Linked DNA regions of Homo sapiens: region 2 is linked to region 1. A link is a loop called in an ENCODE intact Hi-C map of the cell type or tissue named here. Cell type or tissue: MCF 10A. All regions are shown on one strand. Each heading gives the region's core, and the rest is flanking DNA. Links, peaks and the distances in the headings are about the cores only. Region 1 holds the start of CA12 (carbonic anhydrase 12). Region 2 overlaps CA12 (carbonic anhydrase 12).

Evidence for each region. A loop is a pair of places that touch in the nucleus more often than their neighbours do. Peaks named below come from ENCODE experiments on the same cell type or tissue, not always from the same donor. Only the 100,000 strongest peaks of a DNase experiment are listed, where the experiment ranks them.
Region 2: it touches region 1 in a loop (3-fold over the local background); 10 of 110 quality-filtered maps call a loop at or near these places.

Annotation. Positions count from the first base shown.
Region 1 is chr15:63,377,458-63,387,760 of GRCh38, reverse strand. CA12 (carbonic anhydrase 12) reads left to right here and starts at 5,915. Exons shown (of 11, transcript NM_001218.5): 1 at 5,915-6,125. The coding sequence starts at 6,041. RefSeq lists enhancers at 5,191-5,710, 5,711-6,231. In MCF 10A, for the core only: no CTCF peak of the experiment used is centred there; a DNase peak (open chromatin) is centred at 1,710.
Region 2 is chr15:63,327,669-63,337,971 of GRCh38, reverse strand. It overlaps CA12 (carbonic anhydrase 12), which reads left to right. Exons shown (of 11, transcript NM_001218.5): 9 at 9,842-9,874. The region is part of intron 1 of LOC124903506 (a long non-coding RNA gene); the gene reads right to left. Among named protein-coding and RNA genes, the nearest start is that of CA12, 49 kb to the left of the region's middle. In MCF 10A, for the core only: no CTCF peak of the experiment used is centred there; a DNase peak (open chromatin) is centred at 5,101.

The sequences.
Region 1 (10,303 bases), core at 899-8,898:
AGTCTTGGCCTAGAGGTTCCCTCAGCCACTGCCCAGTCAAAGGATACAATGTGGACTTTTCCTTCCTTCTTCCCTCCTTCCTCCCTCTTCTCCCTTCCTCCCCCTTCCCTCTCTGCCTCTGTCTTGTCTGGCCTTCCTAAGTCAAAGCAAACCTCGTTAATGTAACAGAAGAGCTATTTGGTATGGCTCACATTCTCCTTCCTTTGCTTGAGACCTACGTCGATTCAAAGCTCTGAGCTCTTCTTTTGGCAAATGTTCTATCCACTGATCACAGAGTATGATACAGGGTCCCTTGGTCCCTCAGACACAGCCATATCCCATGCTGAGCATTATTTGATTGCTACAATCGGTACACGTGCCTCTGATCAACAAACAAACGATCACAGCATCTAGAAAATTGGAGAACCGTAGGCCAGGCATGGTGGCTCATGCTTGTAATCCCAGCACTTTCAGAGGCTGAGGTAGGCAGATCACTTCAGGCCAGGAGTTCAAGACCAGCCTGGCCAACATAGTAAAACCCCATCTCTACCAAAAATACAAAAATTAGTCAGGTGTGGTGGCACACGCCTGTAGTCCCAGCTACTCAGGAGGCTGAGGTAGGAGAATCACTTCAACCTGGGAGGCGGAGGTTGCAGTGAGCAGAGATCACACCACTGCACTGCAGCCTGGGCGACAGAGAAGACTGTCCAAAAAAAAAAAAAAAAAAAAGAAAAGAAAAGAAGGAAAACTGGAGAATCCTCCTCTTAGAGGCACCCAGTAAGAAAACATCTCCATCTGAGGTATCTGTAGGACAGCCATGAAAAGAGCCTGCCTGGGCCTTGGAGACAAAATCATCTGGGTTCCTCATGAACTAGAAAAGATTCAACTTCTCCAAGCCTCAGATTCCTCATCTATAAAATGGCAAACCTAACACTATCCCTGCATGTTGTTGTAAGAATAAAGTGTCAAGCACAGTGGCAGGCAAACAGTAGGTGCTCACTAAATGTCTATTTTCCTCCCAGCAGTCCTTTCTTTAGCTCCATATAAAGGTGCATTCCCAATTGAGTGACACCATTTGAAGAGTTCATTCTTATCTTAAGAAATAAAATTATCACCTTAAGAAACAAAATTCTCTATACTCTAACCTTTATGCCTGAAAGGCTAACAACTAGCTATGTCAGGGCAAATGCCACCAAATGGCACTAGGTTTGGGAAAGAAGAGCCTGGTATGTGCTGTGCATTTCAAAGGTTTTATGAAGTCACAAAACATAATCCTTATACTGATGATGTCTTCCTCACCACCCCAGGACAGAGTGGGCCCCTCTCAGTCATATCTCAACCTTCTATTGCACTCATTAGAGTTGTAATTATATAGTTATTCATGAGATTATTTGTTTTATGTTTGTGCACTCTCCAAGAGCCTAGCATAGTGCCTGGCACATAGAAGATGAATGAATGAATGAATGAAGAAAATGTCCACTGGCCTTATCACCTTCCAGCCATATATCAATTCTATGATGACTCAGGGGTATGGATTACACCTTCATTTTACAGAGGATGAAAGCTTGCATCACGGTCAAGGTCAGCCATTGAGGAAGTGGTGGGGCAGGCACTTCAGCCAACCCAGACTTCCTAACACCAAATCCTTGTTCATTCCTGCTTCTCTGCCCCTTGACTCACCAGCCTCACCCTTGTGTCTATTCAGATGGTAACATCCTAGGGGGTACCATTCCCTGTCTAGGCATGTCATTTGGTGGCCAATTGCCACATTTTGAGTGCAGAAGGTCTACTTTCTACCCTAACTCATTGAGCAATGGGTTATTTATTGGCTGACAACAGCCCCAGCTGATGATGGCACAGCAAGCCCTTGCATGTTCATCTGCACAAGCCTGAGGAAGCAGACAAAGGATTCCCAGAGTTGGGAACTTAAGCTGGTTGGGTCTGTGCTGTTTGTCAGGGGGGGATCCTTGACATTCAACTTGAATACCTGTGGTCATTCCATTCATAATAATAATAATAATTCTGGGTCTCAGTTTACATGCTCAATTCCCTTTTAATTGCTATCCATTATTTACTAATTAACCAAGTTTCTGACACAGCCATGCAGTAAACATCTCAGCCCTGTTCATTCTGTCTATGAAACCCAGTTCACAATCTAGCCTTACTGGTCTATGAAGTCCACCTGTTTCTGCCATTTTAACCTCTCCATCTCTGGGGATCTCTGGAGAATACTTAGAGGTGCATGTTCCAGGAGACAATGAACTTAATGTTTAGACAGACATGATGGGTGAACACCTGGAGTGGGAATACCAAAATATGTGTGCATGGCCCAGTTTACCTTTAACTGGTTGTGACATGCGCAACAAGTGATTTCACCTCCACAGATTCGGTCTCTGCGTCTTTGAGCCTGCAGTGGTTTCTCCCCAAGCTCTGTGTTCCTCTAGTCCATTTAATCTTCTAAACAGACAGACTGCCCTTGATGACAAATCTGAACAAGAGAAACACTCCTGCACCACTCCAGAGCTCACTCGAGGCCCTCTATCAGGCAGAAAAGATGATCCCTAAGCCTACTGTGGTCTGGAAGTGCTTGTAACAAGATTGTCTTTGTAACAACTTCCTTAAGGAGACTTCAAAGCCCTTTATTAACCCACACAGTAGCTGAGCTGGTAGGGACAGAGCAGTAACACCCCTTGAAATGTGGGTGGCATCTGCTTTTTGGTGGCTCTTGGAGGAGAAGTTACTCCATCCCTTCAAACCCACCACGGACAAGTGGCTTCATTGGTCACTAAGGCTGGCCTGAGAGTGTGCACAGGCTGAGGGTCAGCACAGATGTGAGATCAGAGAGGGCTTGTCTGGCTGCTGTGGCCAAGAGAAGAGGGCATGACAGGCCAGGTCACAAACCCAGGGGTCCTGTACCAGAACTGGGGTGGACACCCTTCCGCAGCCCATGTGACCTGAGCAGTGTGCATAGGCAGCAGTGAGTAGGATCATAGAGCGGGGAGGAAACCGAGCCTGGCCCCTGCAGCGGTGCAGAGACACACGGAGGGCCCAGGGAAGCCAGAAGCACAAATGACTACAGTGGTGGCAACAGCAGTGGGAAGATTTAGGGGGTATTGGGGCAGCAGGTTAACAAGACTAGAGAAACACTCCTGTTTCTCTAGCACAGCCTGTAGGTCTAGCACAGCCTGTAGGGACAGAAAGGTGTGATCCCTTTCCTCCCCCATCATAAAGGTCACAGTTGACACTCAAATAACAAAAGACAGGCCAACAAGTGACACAAGAGACTTCAGAAATGAAGACCCAAAGACTCAGGGAGAACGGTGTTTCTGCTTAGGTTTGATGAAGAACATGGATGGCCGTATAGAAATGTGATTGGAGAGAAGGGTGTGATCTCATAGTGATAGACTGAGGGGAACCCAGCAAGGCCTGTCCGTTCCAATTCTTCTTGACCTCTCTGTGTAGCATTGCTTTCTCCTGGGTATGGGGCAGGACCCCTCTCGAATGAGGGTCTTTAAAGGAGAAGGGAGAGGGGAGAGAGTGATGTTTCTAGATTTTATGGCTTGCTGTGGAGGAGAGGGGCTCTACTTTCTATGACCTGCCTGGGGAAGAGGGATTCTGGTTTCTATGATTCACTTAGCGGGAGAAGAAGGGGCAGGAGACAGGAGGATGGGAGAAGGTCAGAGAGACCTTGTTTCTGAGGCCTTTTCAGTTTCCTTCAGTTCAAAGTACTCAGCATGCCAAGGTGCCATACTTTGGGGTATCATGTTCTAAGCCCCCCAAAAAAGTGCCTGACACACAACGGGTGCTCAGTAAATAATGTAAGTCCCTTTCTTCTGCTGCCACCCCAAAAGAGGGACCCTCTCTCCCAGCTTCCTAGTGAGGATGGAATGATGTATTGAACCAGCATGAGTCCCATCTACTTACCCGTTACTAAGGGGAATTGTGATAAGCTCTTCATGTGTACCCCACTGTGCTGTTCTCCTATTCTCAGTTCATCTCTTTGCATCTCAACTTGGAAGGTAAGAACTTAATCAGGATGCACTGAACAATTGGCAGAAACTCATGTGAATGTAACTATCTTGTCCAGTTCCTTAACCTGTGCTAAGTCCAGGCAGGCACCTGAAGAAAAAAAAAAAAAAGCATGAAGGAGGCTTTTGCCCAAATGGCACTATACTTGGGGGATTCTGAGTAGGGCTGAAACAGCCTTTGCAAAAATTATAACTGAGGAAATTATGGCAGTGACAAAGATCAGACCTAAATGACTCAGTCTTTCTTCTAACTTTCATGCTGTCCTTATTCATTCCTGGGCATAGGCCAAACTAACCTTAGAAAGGAATTCAGTTTATGGTTTGACTCAGAAACAAAATCAATAATAGCCCTTTCCCGAAAAGACCCCCTTCTTGCCTGGGTGCCAGTCTGCCTTTGTACGATTAATCTATTAGTTACAACATTAGAAATTATGGTTTAGGGGTCCTGCGGCGTCAGGCTGCAAGAGTCTGAACCTTCCCAAGTTGCTGCTGGGGATAACATCGCTATTGTAAAATCTAACATCCTATTTTGCAGACCCTGCACTGGATGGATCAGCTGACACCACTCAGACCGTGTGTGATCTGGCTCAACCAGTTCTGCGATCCCACCCAGGAACAGAAGACTGCAAGAAAACGTTACTTCAACCCCCCTGTGATCCCATCTGCAACCTGACCAATCAGCACTCCCCAAGTCCCAAGCCCCTATCTGCCAAATTATCTTTAAAAACTCCCAGAGGCAGGGTGCAGTGGTTCAACGCCTGTAATCCCAGCACTTTAGGTGGATCACGAGATCAAGAGATCAAGACCAGCCTGGCCAACATGGTGAAACCCCGTCTCTACTAAAAATACAAAAATTAGCTGGGTGTGGCGGCGCGTGCCTGTAATCCCAGCTACCCAGGAGGCTGAGGCAGGAGAATCGCTTGAACCCGTGAGGCAGAGGTTGCAGTGAGCCAAGACCATGCCACTGCATTTCAGCCTGGGCGACAGAGGGAGACTCCGTCTGAACAAACAAACAAACAAACAACTCCCGGAATGCTTGGGGAGACTGATTTGAGTACTGGAATCCCAGTACTTTAGGAGGCCAAGGTAGGTGGATCATTTGAGGTCAGGAGTTCCAGACCAGCCTGGCCAACATGGTGAAACCCCGTCTCTACTAAAATTAGAAAAATTAGCCGGGTGTGGTGGTGGGCGCCTGTAATCCCAGCACTTTGGGAAGCCAAGGCAGGTGAATTATCTGAGGTCGGGAGTTTAAGGCCAGCCTTAAACTGGCGAAACCCCGCCTCTACTAAAAATACAAAAATTATCTGGGCATGGTGGCATGTGCCTGTAATCCCAGCTACTCGGGAGGCTGAGGCAGGAGAATCGCTTGAACCCGGGAGGCGGAGGTTGCAGTGAGCCGAGATCACGCTATTGCACTCCGGCCTGGGCAACAGAGCGAGACTCCGTCTCAAACAAACAAACAAAGGAACGAAAACCTCCGGTCTCCGGCACGGCAAGCTCTGCGTGAATTACTTTCTCCATTGCAACTCCCCTGTCTTGATAAATGGGCTCTGTCTAAGCAGCGGGCAAGGTGAACTCGTTGGGCTGTTACAGGACCAGTGACAGACCAAGGGCATGCCACTGAAGGAATCCCTAGACGCACCCTTCTGGATGTGAGACAGGCGGATCTCACCCACGCCTGCCAGCAGCTCCTCGGAGAACTGTGTTCCTGGGTCAGCCCTGGCCCAGAGGAGCGCCGGGGACCCGCAGAGTGCTGCTGAAGTCAAGGCTACAACTCACCTAGGATCTGGGGCGCCAGCCCTCCGGTGGGCAGGGCGTTCTCCTCCCCCACCCCCTCCCCGCACGATGACATCAAGTGTTTGGCGTTGAGTTGCTCCATAAAAGCTGCCCGGGGAAGCCAGGAGAGCGAAGGGCGGACGTACTCGCCACGGCACCCAGGCTGCGCGCACGCGGTCCCGGTGTGCAGCTGGAGAGCGAGCGGCCACCGGGAGCCCCCGGCACAGCCCGCGCCCGCCCCGCAGGAGCCCGCGAAGATGCCCCGGCGCAGCCTGCACGCGGCGGCCGTGCTCCTGCTGGTGATCTTAAAGGAACAGCCTTCCAGCCCGGCCCCAGTGAACGGTAAAGTTTCCGCCTGCTTCTTTCCTAACACTCCTGAGCGCTCAGCCGCCCCTGGGCTGAAGGCTCTTCAATGATAAAGTAAAATCATTGCTGCGGGGAGCAGGGAAGGTGTAGTACCAAATAGTAGATTCTCAAGAAAGGATGCTCCGTTTTCCTTTGCTGAGGTTGGGTCGGGAAGCACGTTGCTTTCTAGTGGCGCTTGGCGCAGATTTGGTGTTAAAATGTTTGCGTGTACTCCCGGGCACCGCCAGCTCTGAAGATGTGGCTTGGGAACTTGCTAACCAGGGAGGAGATGCAAAGCCAAGATTTAAAACAGCGTTCCCCTGATCCACGTTTAGAAAGTAGAGACATGACTGTGGCATTCTGATTGGGGTAAGCACAGAGAAAGGTTTGCTGTGCCCCTGTGCAGAACCCGCAGACAGTGGTAGGCGCTTTTCTTTGGAGGAGAGGATCTTTACCATTAAGTCTTACCTACAAGTCAAAGGGATGATGCATCCCATTCTTAATCATTGTTTTTCTCCAGGAGGGCTCTACTATGCTGAATGTACGTGTGTGTGCACGTACACACACACACGCACGCGCGCACGCACACAAACCACACACACACACACACACACACACACAGCATATTTCTGATTGTAATTAGAACACTAAATCCCAAAAGGCTGGAGGCTGAGGGACTGAATGGAGGCTCCGTGGAGTGACAGGAGGAGGTGGCAGAGGGGACCTGAACTGTGGGCTCACGCCGGGCCAGTGAGCTAACACGTGTACAGCCAAGGCTGGTTCATTAATCTTTTGGAATAAGAAAGTGATTTTGGACCGAAAGTGATTTTACTGGCTGAAACTAGATTCTTCCTGGCGAGGCAGTGGTGGTGGGAAATGTGTCCTGCTCAGCAGCATAAAAGCTCTGAGCCTCCTCTCTTGGAGGTCACAGTGCCCATGGGGAAGGGCAGGGGAGCCAGGCTGTGGATAACTCTTAATTAAATTCCAGTCAACTAGCTGGCATGATGTGCTTGATATTATCTCCCTCATCTGGTCAGGGAGAAACAGAAGCGATGTAACAGAAGTTGGGAGAAAGGAGCGATGTAAAAGTGAAAATCAAGTTTTAAAACCACAAACTTTACATGTTTCCTTTTACGAAAGCTGCACTGAGACCAAAGTTTCCCTGGAAATCTCTTTAGTCCTAAGTTGCTCCAAGACCAAAGGGAGAAACAGCCATTAGTTGGCCCTCTTTCCTATAGCTGGTTGCTCCTCTCACTCTGGGGCAGCTCTGCCTCCCTTCTCTCTCTTTTCCTGCCCTTCCCTGTTCTCTTCCCTCCCTCCCCTTCCTTTCTTCCCTACTTTCCCTGCTCTTCCTCTTCCCTCTCCCTTTCCCTCCTCCTTATCTCCTCTCCCAATTCTCCAAGTTGGGACTGGGGAAGTTTGTAGTCAAAACTCCACTTTCGCCTCACTCTGAGGAAGGAGACTGCCTACCCCTGGGTAGAGCACAGCTTTTATTCTGTAAATTCTCATGCAGTTTCCTTGGGTTTTTAACTGCCTTAGAGGACAGGTCAAAGCAAAAATCACTGAGGTGTAGAATGTCAGCATGAACCCAAAGTTGGAGGTGGAGAGGAGTTAAGCTGAGTAATGGGGTCAAAGTGTGATCTGCTCTCTGCCTGGTGCATTTAAACTTCCAGCATTGGAGAATGTTCAAGAACAATGTCAGGGGCCCAGGAGGGAGCATAATAATGTGAAGTCAAGTGTCTTCTGGAGAAACCCTTGGAATTCTTAGTTGCCGTGGCTTTGGGGGGCATTTCAGTGAATTCTGCAGAGCTTGCCCTGCCCAAACCTGGTGTGGAGAGCCAGGCAGTCTTGGGCTACCCAGGAGATGGTTACTCAGGGAAAGTTCTAGCACCCAGCACAGGAAGCAGGCAGGGCCCAGGACCTCTGATATGGATCTTGGTAAATACCATTTTCTCTGGGCATTCCCTCCAGGGGAACCTCCCTGCCCAGTACCAGCTGGGTCTGCAGGTTCTAACAGGTTTCAGGCTGAGCCTCCCAGGTTTCCCAGATGGAACAGATAACCTTCCTTGGGAAGGAAACTATTCCCCTCCAGGAAGGGCCTGCTCCCTCAGGATGCCACTGAGGCCTTGGCCTGGCCTCGCTTGTGGAATCAGTTTAATCCTTTTAAGCCTTCTGTTCTTACAGCTAGAAGTGGGGAACCAGGGGGTGCAATTCCTGAATAAAGCACACTTTCGTGCGCGTGCACACACACACACGCACACATACACACACTTTTAGAGAGACTTCCTGAGGTCAGAGCTGAGCTGGGGCCCTGATCCTCACCCGATGAACCCCCTTGACTCACCATCCTCACTTACAACGCCGCTTCTCCCCAGCCCTCCAGCTCCTGAGCCCCTCCAGACACTGCCATTTATACCCAAAGTGCCGAGTCTGGAGTCCCAAGCCAGCTCACTCACAGAGAGGAGGGCAGGGAATGTTGCTCTGGAGGCTGCTGCCTTTCAACAAGTCCCCAGTCCTATGTCACCACCGCGACCTCACAGTCCCAGATGTCCACTCTATGACTTTTAGCCCTGAGCTTTCCAGAGTGTGATGCTGAGGCCTCATCTGAGGATGAGAACTCCAACAACAGGGAAAACCTTGATTAGCGAGCCCTGGGAGGGTAGCAGAAGATGTAGGGTATAAGGCTATGATTTGAATGTGAGCAGGTACAATGCAAACTGCTGGCAAGGCAGCAGTGCTCAGGCAGCAGATGTGTTTCTAGTGGCCTCCAGGATCACTGGAGTGGCCTGTGCCTCCTCAGGGGAAAAGTAAGGGTGAACTCCTCTGTTATTTGTGGAATTTTACATCCTGGGCCTCCAACTGTTCTGCCTGCTAAGAGGTAATGATCTGGCTTATTATATCTCTAAGGTCTGGGATTACATCTTAATAATGAACCTCTCACACAAAAGACTGAAGAAAATGTCCAGAAGAGGTTTTATGTCTTCTATAGCTTGGTTTGAAAGCAATGCTTTCTTTATTTTTTTTCATTGTTGTTTCAGCAAAGGGGTGAGCAGTAAACTTGGGGGTCACATACAAGTTTGGTTTCCCCGTGGTTCTGAATGTCTAATTACTAATTCAAGGGAGGTTGATCTTGGGACCCTCAACTCTCAATGCACCCATAGCTGGTTTCAGGGGAGTCTGTGGACCTTCTGAAATGACTTGTATATAAAACTTTATGTGTCTAAGCTTAGGGAAATTTTTTTTTTGAGACAGAGTCTCGCTCTGTCACCCATTCTGGAGTGCAATGGCACAATCTCAGCTCACTGCAACCTCCGCCTCCCGGGTTCAAGCAATTCTCCTGCCTCAGCCTCCCCAGCAGCTGGGATTACAGGCACCCGCCACCACGCCTGCCTAATTTTTGTATTTTTAGTAGAGACAGGGTTTCACCATGTTGGCCAGGCTGGTCTCGAACTCCTGACCTCAGGCGATCTGCCTGTCTTGGTCTTCCAAAGTGCTGGGATTACAGGGGTGAGCCACCGTACCCAGCCAGCTTAGGGAAATTTTTACTGGGAGAGGTCCATAATACTCATCGGATACTCCAGGGGGTCTGGACTCCTCCACTTAACTACTCCAAAGATTGAGGAGACTTGAAGATTCCCTAAGTTCATGGCACTAATGCTAAATTAATGGTAAATGCGGTGGGACTCCTTCCAGTGGGAATATGATATTGGTCAGGACACTTCACCTTGGTGGACTTTCATTTCCTCACCTACAAAAGGAGGAGATGGGCTATGAGTGTAAGAAAGAGATCTGAACTCTTCTCTTCCAGGGTGGGATGTCAATAAATAATGCCTAAACATAAAACAATCAAGGTAAAACAATATTAGCATGTTATATAGAGATATGGAGATAATAGCAAAAGAATCATTTTAAAAAGATCCAAAGTGGTTGCTCTAGGGAGCAGTACATGGTTAGGGAATGTCAGGGAACTGAGGTTTTTGTTACACAGCTTTGTAGAACCATCTGACTTTCTAAACCACGTGCAAGTGTAATTTGATAAAAATTACCAATTACATTGGAAAATTAAAAACAAAATTAATTACAAACACTGAGGCAAAGAAATGGAACAGAATAACAAAAAATATGAGATTAAACCGGCTTTTTTTTAAAAAAAAAGCCAAGTTCACTTTTTAACT
Region 2 (10,303 bases), core at 1,584-9,583, 50 kb after region 1:
ACTGCTTCCCAGCTTGGGAATCTTCATGGCTGGTCTGTGCAGTTCCATTTCATCCCCAGCATCACGTGTGGACCAAACCGGGCCTGGCGTTCATATTTAAAGATAACCCGTTCTCACCTGCAATCCCAGCACTTTGGGAGGCCAAGGCAAGCGGATCACCTGAGGTCAGGAGTTCAAGTCCAGCCTGACCAACATGGTGAAACCCCATCTCTACTAAAAATACAAAAATTAGCCGGGCACGGTGTCTTGCCTCCTTTGGGAGGCCGAGGTGGGTGGATCATGAGGTCAGGATTTCGAGACCAGCCGGACCAACATGGTGAAACCACGTCTCTACTAAAAATACAAAAATTAGCCGGGCGTGGTGGCACATGCCTGTAATCCCAGCTACTCAAGAGGCTGAGGCAGGAGAATCGCTTGAACCCAGGAGGCAGAGGTTGCAATGAGCCGAGATCACACCACTGCACTCTAGCCTGGGTGACAGGGCGAGACTCCGTCTCAAAAAAAAACCAAAAAACAAAAACAAAAGAAACCCGTTAACCCACTTGTCAGAATCTGCTCTCCTCGTCTCACCTGGTGCACTTTTTTGGGTTCCTTTCTTATTATATGAGGTTATAACGATCACCTCCTAAACTTAGTTGAACATATGGAGACTGTATTTGAAGGCCCTTTCCAGGAAGCTTTAGAAACTGACCCATCCTTACGGTCAGGATTACATCATTCTCTGTCTTTTCATGAAGAACTGCCCAAGAATTTGTCTTTTGTGTTTTCTCCTCTCCAGGTACAACTAATTAAGATCATTTCCCTCTTTCCTCAGTTTCTCAGTTGGAAAACAGAATCTGTGAACAGTAGCCTTCCTGAAAATTCAAAATCCATGTGATGATAACTAACAGTTTCTTTTCTAGGAAATGAACTGAGTGCATGGAATGTATCTGTTATGGATACAACGCTGTCTTTTCTCATTCTTCTAAGTGGAGAATGTAGTATCCAAGGGTTAAATGGAACTACTTCAACTCTTAAAACCAAAAACATAAAAACTCTGCCAGGAGATTAGGAACTTTGCCCACATAGATCAGATAGAATTTTGCTCGCGATCCCAGGACCCCATTGCCGGCTCTGTTCTCTGAGCTCACCTATGCACACCCAGGGAAGGGGTGGCACATATTCTCCTTACAGTCAGGAGGCCTAGGTTCAAGGCCTGGCTTTGCTTCCTCCTGGCTGCAGGCTGTGGACAAATCGTGTCCCTTCTTCAGGCCTTGGTTTCCTCAGCCACAAAATGCCAGGTAATCCCAGCTACTCAGGAAGCTGAGGCAGGAGAATCGCTTGAACCCGGGAGGTGGAGGTTGCAGTGAGCCAAGATCATGCCACTGCACTCCAGCCTGGGTGACAGAGTGAGACTCTGTCTCAAAAAAAAAAAAAAAAAAAAAAAAAGCCAGGTTGGATTAGGTGATCTCATGTCCTTTCGGTGCTAATATGTTGTGATGGTTAAGTGGACACTAACAACTGCCAATCCTGACTTTACATTGCAGGGACAGTGTTTGAGGGCAGTTACAGAGGATCAGAAGAAACCGGGCAGGAGCTTGACTCTGACATCCAAAAGTAACCCCCGCTTGTAACGATGGACTATGGCATTGGGGATAATTAGCCATCTTCTTAGACCGGCTTGTGTCTAAGCAGCTGCTTGTAGTGGGGCAGCGTAGGCAGGTTTTTAGCCAAGCGCTTCAGTAGATTCTCCCAGTCTGGATAGGGGAGCTTGAGGGGCCTCTAAGCAGAAGTCTGGAGACCATCTCCCAGCTTAGGACGTCAAGATCAAAGCCCAAATGCAGCGTTGCCACTGCTCTTCCTCCACGGTTTGCCCAGAGCTGGTGCTTCCACAAGCCCAGGTTGGGACCAGCTTTCTCCTCTGAGTGAGACTCTGTGGCAGTCCAAGGAAAACCTGTCCATCTGGAGGCTGATTATAGAAGCTTGGCCAGAATTCTCCTCCCCTCCCTTTCACTTCCCAAAGACACAGGCAGCAAGTGCGGCTGCTTCCCAAGGAGCAATGAGGAGGCAGTCCCAAAGGGGTGAAGGCCCAAACCTCATCTGCCCAGGGGGCTGCATTCACGAGGCCTTTCTTACCCAGCTCGGAGCAGGCCTCAGACTGTAACATGATGTTTCAGGTTTACGGTGTGAGACTTTGTCAGTGTGAACCTTGAGCAGTTTGGACTCAAATTGTAGCCTCATCCACTGAGGCATGTTTGTAATTAGGGTCTGGCTTACTCAGGGCTTTCTCTGGAAGTTAACAAGAACTACAGAGTCAGAAAATTCTGCCAGGAGAAAAGTGATGTTTAAAAAATCATCTAGGATGGCCGGGTGTGGTGGCTCATGCTTGTAATCCCAGCACTTTGGGAGGCTGAGGTGGGAGGATCACATTAGCCCAAGAGTTTGAGGCTGCAGTGAGCCATGATCACACCACTGCACTCCAGCTTGGGTGACAGAGTGAGACCCTGTCTCTTAAATAATTAAAATTTAAAAATTAAAAAAAAATTCCCTATGAGAGAAAGTACATGGACTTTGGGGAAGGATCTGAAGTTTAGCCAGGTTGGGACAATTTGGACCGAATCATTTAACTTAACCCTGCTATTTTCCTCAACTGTGCTTAGAAAAGGGGTACAGGACCTGATTTCTGTCCTTAAGAGGTTTATAGTCCAGCTACACCTTAGCCTGGGGGCAGAGTTTCTCAACCTTAGCACTACTGACAACTTAGGCAGGATAATTCTTACAGTGGGGGGTGTCCTGTGTGTTGTAGCATTGGCAGCACCGTTGGTCTCTACCCAGTAGATGCCAGTTGCCCCTCCCCAGTTTTAACAGGCAAAACTGTTTCCAGACATTGCCAACTCTGTGCAGGCAGGAGGGGCAAGTTTTCCCCTGATGGAAAACCACTGCCCCAGGGTTTCTGCGGCCCAGAACTCATTGTTTTCACTGATGTCATAGGAGTCTGGAGTTTTATATCACATGCCCTGGTCTTCATTGTTTTATGGCATGAACATTTCAGTGTGATGATGGTTATCCCTGAAACAGTAAGGCTGAAGTTACTGAGGCAGAACAAACCAACCCAAGAGAGACCTTGTTCCCCATCTTCCTTTAGAATTCAAGTATAGATTCTTTTTTATATGATTGGGTAAGACCAAGAGACGTAGCGTGAGAGAGAACTGTGCACCCTTAGGAGTGTACAAATCCTTTATCAGGGGTGCAGATGCCTCTGAAGTAGCAACTTCTTCAGGATCCCCCCTTTATTCTTTTTCTCTCTCCCTTTTGTATGAGTTTTTCTCTCTTGTATGTTATGTTTCTTGTTGCCTTTAGTTAAAACGTCCACTCTTTATGGAAAAGTGAAAGTCATGTCAGGCACTTTTTTCCATTCTTAAAAAGTGCCTCTTCCATTGGCTGGGTGTGGCTCATGCCTGTAATCCCAGCATTTTGGGAGGCCAAGGCAGGTGGATCACCTGAGGTTGGGAGTTCGAGACCAGCCTGGCCAACATGGTGAAACCCCCTCTCTACTTAAAAAAAAAAAAATCAGCCAGGCATGGTGGTGCATGCCAGTAGTCCCATCTACTGTGGAGGCTGAGGCAGGAGAATCACTTGAACCCAGAAGGCAGAGGTTGCAGTGAGCCAAGATTGCACCAGTGCACTCCAGCCTGGGCGACAGAGTGATACTCCATCTGAAAAAAAAAAAAAAAAAAAAAAAAAAAAAAAGTGCCTCTTCCAAGTGGCAGTTGGAAGATTTGAGCTGAAGGAGAAAGCAAGACTCGTCCTCAAGGTGGGCCCCTGGGAGGGGACACGTCCTCAGGCCAGTTCGGGTTTCAAGTCAGGTGCTCTTAGTGGGAAAGGGGAAAGACGGCAGAGGCAGGGGGACATCACAGGGGCTCAGGCTTAGGGCTTTGGCCTGGTTCTTGGTTCCTTTGAGTTCACCTCCTCCTAGCCAGTGGCACCAACACTGGGCCCAGATGCTGGGTAATGAAGCAAGAGCCCATCAGACAAAAATGCTAACACCATCTAGCCCTGTGCTCAACATGTCAGGGCCATGGAAACTTGAGGGACAAAAGGAAGCCAAGAAGTTTCTATAATCACATCATTAGTGGGCTTGCTCTAAGCAACTGCATGTCACCCACCAGAGCAGCTATGGCACACTCAGACAAGGGTGCCAGGCAGCAAACCGCAAGGGCAAATCTATAGTCCTGCAATTAGGATCTGCTTAAGCCTAGACCTGGGCAATTTTATGAAACCTTAAAAGGAGGGAGAAGGAAATCAGACATGGCTAAGATGGCTAATTATCTAATTTTTTGAGGCTAGAATGCATGTGTTATCATTATTGACCTTGTATTTCTTAAAGTTTCCATTTATAAGTAAAAGCTATTAGCTGAAAGAATATCATCGATTCTCCCAAAGGATCCAAATGATTAGCCAGCATCATTTCCACCTTCAGTCGCTGGTCTGGGTCAGAGGCCGAACAGTCAGGAGCATTGGTCCAAGGTGCTAAGAAGTGAGGTCCTAGTGCCTTTCACACACCACATGTTTCCCGAGCACAGTCCGAGTTATGCGCTATGGGGGACAGAAAACCCCATGGTGGGTGTCATCTTGCTCTTAAACACAGCCCGTGGCACAGGGCAGACTATGTTCAGGAAAGACAATGGGAAAAGGGGCTGGGCAGACGGCTGGACCCACCCTTGGTGATGGGGCCCTAGCCGATCCTTCCACATCATCTCCCCACAGCCCCATCCCTGCCCTCTTAGCCTCAGCCCCCAAAACTGTAGGGCAGATGCTTTCAAGTACACACACTTGATGTCTGGGATGCCCCCTCCCTCCTCCATCTGGAAAATTCTTTCAAGACCCAACTCTAATCACGTCCTCCTGGAAGTCCTCCCCATCCCTCTAAAGGTGACTTAATCTCCCTCAGTGCAGCCAGAACCACGTCTCCATCTCTGTTATGTTACTTGACACACCATAGAGTAATTATTACCACACAGCAAAGACGAATAGAAAAAGAACAATACGTACATATTATACACATACTACAAGCTCCTTAAGGCCAGGGATGACTGACGTGTTACTCATTTTTATGCCTGGCATGGTGCCTGGTGCTCAATATAAGCTTGTTGAAAGAATGTCCCTGACCCATCTCCAGTTCCCTCCCCTCCTCAGTGTCTTCTCTGCAGAATGATTTACACATAAGCCTGGCCAGTTGTCACCTTTTCGTTTTATTGTCTTGTTTTTCTGTGGTCTCCATTTGCTAACAATGTTAAAAATCAACCATTTGTTTAAGAGAGATTAACGATCAGAACTTAGCTGTCAGTTTTGAAGGTCTGGGAGGAAGTTGCCTAGAGATGCTGTTGTGCCTTCTGTAGCTCTGGCTTGATAGGGATCAAAGGCCCCCGTCCCACCACCCATTCTTTCCCCAGGGACAGTGAAGACAGCTTAGAGTGCCAAGCACCAAGTGCCAGCATTGTAACCTGCCCCTGAGGCTCTGGGATTTAGGCCCTTCAGAGCAACGTGCTGTCTGCAGGGGCTGCATTCCTGTAATCTACAGGCAAAGCCCTCAGTCCCATCATAGCTGTATAAAACCAGTTCCCCCATGTAATCTGGTACTATCTTGTTGGCAGATTTCTTTGTAGCAATTCTTGTTTTGGGTTGCATAGCGTTCATAAGGAAAACTCCGCAGTTAAATATGTCCTCTGAAGATGGCTCCACTCTGTGGTGAGGGCATCTTCCTTGTCTTGGCAAAGCATCATCTGAAGATAGCACTGGATTTGCAGTTTCTTGACTCTCTGATTTTTTATTAGGTGTAATAATAAGGGGCTTTTTACCTTCCTAACAGATTTTGTGTATTTAAACTATCAAACCCCTGATAAATCTAAACTCTCTGACCTCTTTTACAAGGCTGGAGACGGCTAAGGATATCGCTACGTAACATGCCATCTATGTAAACAGTGTGTACTTTAAAATAATACTTGAAAAGGATTATAGTCCACAGTCAAACAGAATCGTAAATAGAGCTAGAAAATACTAGACTGTTGTTCCAGGAACCTCCAGATGTGAAAGTGAGGTGCTTGTTCCTCGTGCTGGACTCTTCTGTGTTTATGCTTGAGGCTTCAGAAGACCTCAAAAGCCCTTAACCAGCATCCCTCAGTCCAGCAAGATGCCGGTGGAAGACGCAGCTCCTGGGCCTGCCAGAACAGGTAGCAAGGCCCTTGTGGCAAGCAGCTCACCGACCTTCTCCGGGTGTCTGTACCTTCCTGGGCAAGGTGTGTGACCATCGAGTTCTTCTATATCTGTGTGGTTTCCTTGTGTGTGTCACACTGCCGTCTCTCTGCTCGCCCTGAGTCATACCCGAGCACTTTGTGAACAGGCGGCTCTCCCACGTCCTCATGGTGTGCACCCTCTTACCAGCCAGCCCCAGAGCTCCTTCTGTTGGGCTGCCACTCGATGCCTCTCGTGGGCCACCTCTGTGACCTAGCCTGTCTCCATTTCTACTGTCTGTCCCATTGTTCTTCCGTGGGAATCGCCTCCCTTCTTTCCTATTCAGAAACAAACCATTTCTTTAACCTGAAAGTGAATTTCTCTAGTTCTGCCCCTCCCTGTACCATCTTTGATGCCTGTTCTCTACAGTGCCTAGAGGCTTCGCTCTCACCCAGCCGAGGCTCTGCTGGGAAACAGGCTTTGGCTTCGCACTCAGGTTCTAGTTCTCTGGTTGCCCTGACAGTTCTCCCTGTGTCCCGAAAGTCTCGCTGACTTTCTCTCTCCCATCAGATAACAGATGTTTTGGCATCTGCCTCCAATGGGACTCAAGCCCATTTCTGCAAAGAAGCTGAGCCTCCATGATGGTTGGTGCTGTCTCGATTGGCAGGGACAGCATTCCAACAACACCTTCCTGCCCTGGGCTTCCTGAGGTGGTGGAACTATCGGGTGACACCCTCGCCGGCATTCCTCTTCCTTAACAGCTTATGATGTTGGCTCAGTCAAGCTGCTTCGTTTTTGCTGTATCAAAGTCTTGGCTGAAAAGTATCTGTCCCAGTCTCTGGGCCTTTCTTTGTCTTCATGCCTGTTTGGTCTCATTTCGTTGTTTCCAAGGAGAGTCCATTTAGGCCTTGACAAGTGGTCCTCAAGGAGCAAAGATCCCAGGTCACAGCACTGGGTTCAACTATGCTGTTGCTTACAGGACCTCCAACAGGAACCCCGCGTAATAACCGGGGGAAGCCAGACTCTCCCTCCAGAGAAGCCACCACGCAGGGCATGTGCCCTGAGAAAAGCCCCACCCTTGCTGGGGCCTTGCTCTCCATAGACTTTGCTCAGCTCCCCAAGACCAGGCATGAAGGGTACCCCCACCAGCCACAGACTGGGCTGCTCAGTGGTCTGGGGCCTGTGTGACTCTCAGAATGTTTGAGGTGACTGTGAAAGAGATGACTTTAGAAACCATCCAGCCTGGATGGCTTAGCCAGGTGGTAAGGCTTCCTAGTAATAGTCTTCAGGTGGCGAGAACTGGTTTGGCACCACAAGCATCTGGAGCTTCAGGAACAAAGAACGAGAGTGTATTTCATCAAAGGGTTGGGAAGAAAAACCATGGCTAGGTTTATTATGTTTGTTTTTTTAAGATTCCAGGGACCATGGTCTCTGGTTACATTTAAAAAAGAAACAACCAACCCTAATACCAAGTTCCACTGTGCAGAGGCCACAGGCCCTGCAGGAAACAGAGCTTGTGCTGTACAAACACTGGAAGCTCCCTCCAGGTGGAGACTCATGTCCTCAGTACCTCCCCAAGCCACAGGCTGGTCCTTGTGTTCAGGTTACACGAAGAGGCCTGGGGCAGGGAGTCTGGCCAGTGGAGCCACTCTGCCACTTGGGAGGTCATGAGCAGCTGGTGGTGGTGAGCAGAGTAGGGAGAATAGGCTTCCCTGTCCTTGGGGACAGCTCTTCTCCCTGCCTGCTCTGCTAACCCTCACAGCAGCCCGGTGCCACCTGGGGAAGCCAGACCAGGAACCCCCAGGGCCCAGCCTTGGACCAGGGAGGCTCTGCAGGTTCAATGTGAGATTGCAGAAAAAGACAATCGGAAAAGCACACGGCTGATGGCTCCTGGGGAATCAGCTAGACTTGGGCCATACGACAGGAGAAGGGGCAGTGAGCAAAACCTCACCCTGCAGCCTCAGATCTGGTTCCCCAGGCTGTTAAGGGCCCCAAGGGAGAGTCCTTGGCCCCCTGCTGGCATCTTACACTTGACCAGGGCTCTCCCAGGGCCTCAGCCACCACTGTGGGTTCTATGGGCACAGGATCTTCTGTGTCAGGCTGGGTGGCCACCATCTGTACAACTGTGGCTCCCAGTGTGAGTTAGAACAAATACCCCTTCTTCCTCCAAGACACACACACATGCTAGAAGTTTCCATTGAGATGAGAAAACCACCAGACAGAAGGGTACCTGTAAATCTACACTTTCTTTAGACAAAGGACCTGATTAGGAGAATGGGGAATGGCTGTGGGAACCTTGGAAAAAACAGGCTGAGGGTTTTCAGGGGAGACTTCATGACTGGGATCCTCTGCTCACTCAAGACAATGGATTCTCATGTGATTTTCCCCCCAGGAGGTGGCTAGTAGGCTGACTGTGAGACTTAGGTAGCTGGGCACGGGTTCAGCCACACTGAGGACTTCTCTCTCACCTTATTTATCCTCAACAGTAACTTGCTGGTTGAAGCCGTAATACCCTGGTTCCATGGAGCAGAGAAGTGGGGCTGATGTGGTGAAGGCGTTTGTCCAGGAGGGACAAAGCAAAAATAGAACCAAACCATGATGACAAGCTGATGGGCTGGGGGAGAAGTCTGGTGATGGATTCCTTGCTTAGGAAGTGAGGCAGGTACCAGGGACATGGACAGGAGCCTGCCCAAGCAGGCTTTGATCCCTACCTTTCTTCATCTTTCCTCTTTGGCCATGTTGTATTAAAAACTGAAATCTTGGCTGGGCGCCGTGGCTCACACCTGTAATCCCCATAGTTTGGGAGGCCGAGGCAGGTGGATCACTTGAGATCAGGAGTTCGAGACCAGCCTGGTCAACATGGCAAAACCCCATCTCTACTAAAAATACAAAAATTAGCCAAGCGTTGTGGTGCACGCCTGCAGTCCCAGCTGCTCGGGAGGCTGAGGCATGAGAATTGCTTGAACCCAGGAGGTGGAGGTTGCAGTGAGCCAAGATTGTGCCACTGCACTCCAGCATGTGTGACAGAGCGAGACTCTGTCTCAAAAAAAACACAAACAAACAAACAAACAAAAACTCAAGTGAAGTCTTGCCCTAGCCAGGAAACTGTTGTGATAAAGGAGCATCGGGGCCGGGCGCAGGGGCTCACGCCTATAATCCCAACACTTTGGAAGGCCAAGGCAGGTGGATAATGAGGTCAGGAGTTCAAGACCAGCCTGGCCAAGATGGTGAAACCCTGTCTCTACTAAAAATCCAAAAATTAGCTGGGTGTGGTGGCAGGTGCTTGTAATCCCAGCTACTTGGGAGACTGAGGCAGAGAATTGCTTGAACCCAGGAGGCGGAGGTTGAAGTGAGCCAAGATCGCACCACTGCATTCCAGCCTGGGCGGCAGAGCGAGATTCCATCTCAAAAAAAAAAAAAAAAGGAGCATCGGAAGGAGGGATTGCAGTATGAATTCCCTAGATGGGCAATTTCCTGTACTTCATCAGGCAATCCCTGAGCCAAGGGTGGACATCCCTAGAGGTCTGTCAGCCTAAGACCAAACAAATGGTAGAGCGTCTCTCAACACGCTGCTCAAATCCAGTGTGGTTTGACTCTAGAGTAACCTCGTCTTTTCCTCTCCCCTTTTAAGTGCAAGTCTGTACTGCGGCAGGACTGAGTCTGGGTATGTGGCTGGGCAGCCAGCCGTGCATGCTGCAGCTGGGTGATCACTGTGATTCTTGGTGTGATCCAAGCCCGTCCTCTCTGCTTCTCTGTACTATTGCTCTGGCTCCTGGCCCTCTCCTTGCTATGGGTCTTACCCTCAAGTCGCTCTGTGATTCAAAGATGAACTGCCAATCAAATGTTCCTCTAATGAAAGATCCAATCACTCTACAGCATGTGTGTATTCAAAGAACCTATCTAAGACTTTCTTTTGGTCATGGTGGGAGGCTGTTGCTGAAAACATACCAGAGCCCATTGTGGAGGTCAGCTGACAGGCCGCATGACCTTGGCAATGGACTACTGGTCATCTGGGACTGCTTAGGACTGTGCAATGGAACTTGGGGGCAAAACTGATGGAGACAGCCAATGGGCCTTAAATCCAGCAGGCAAA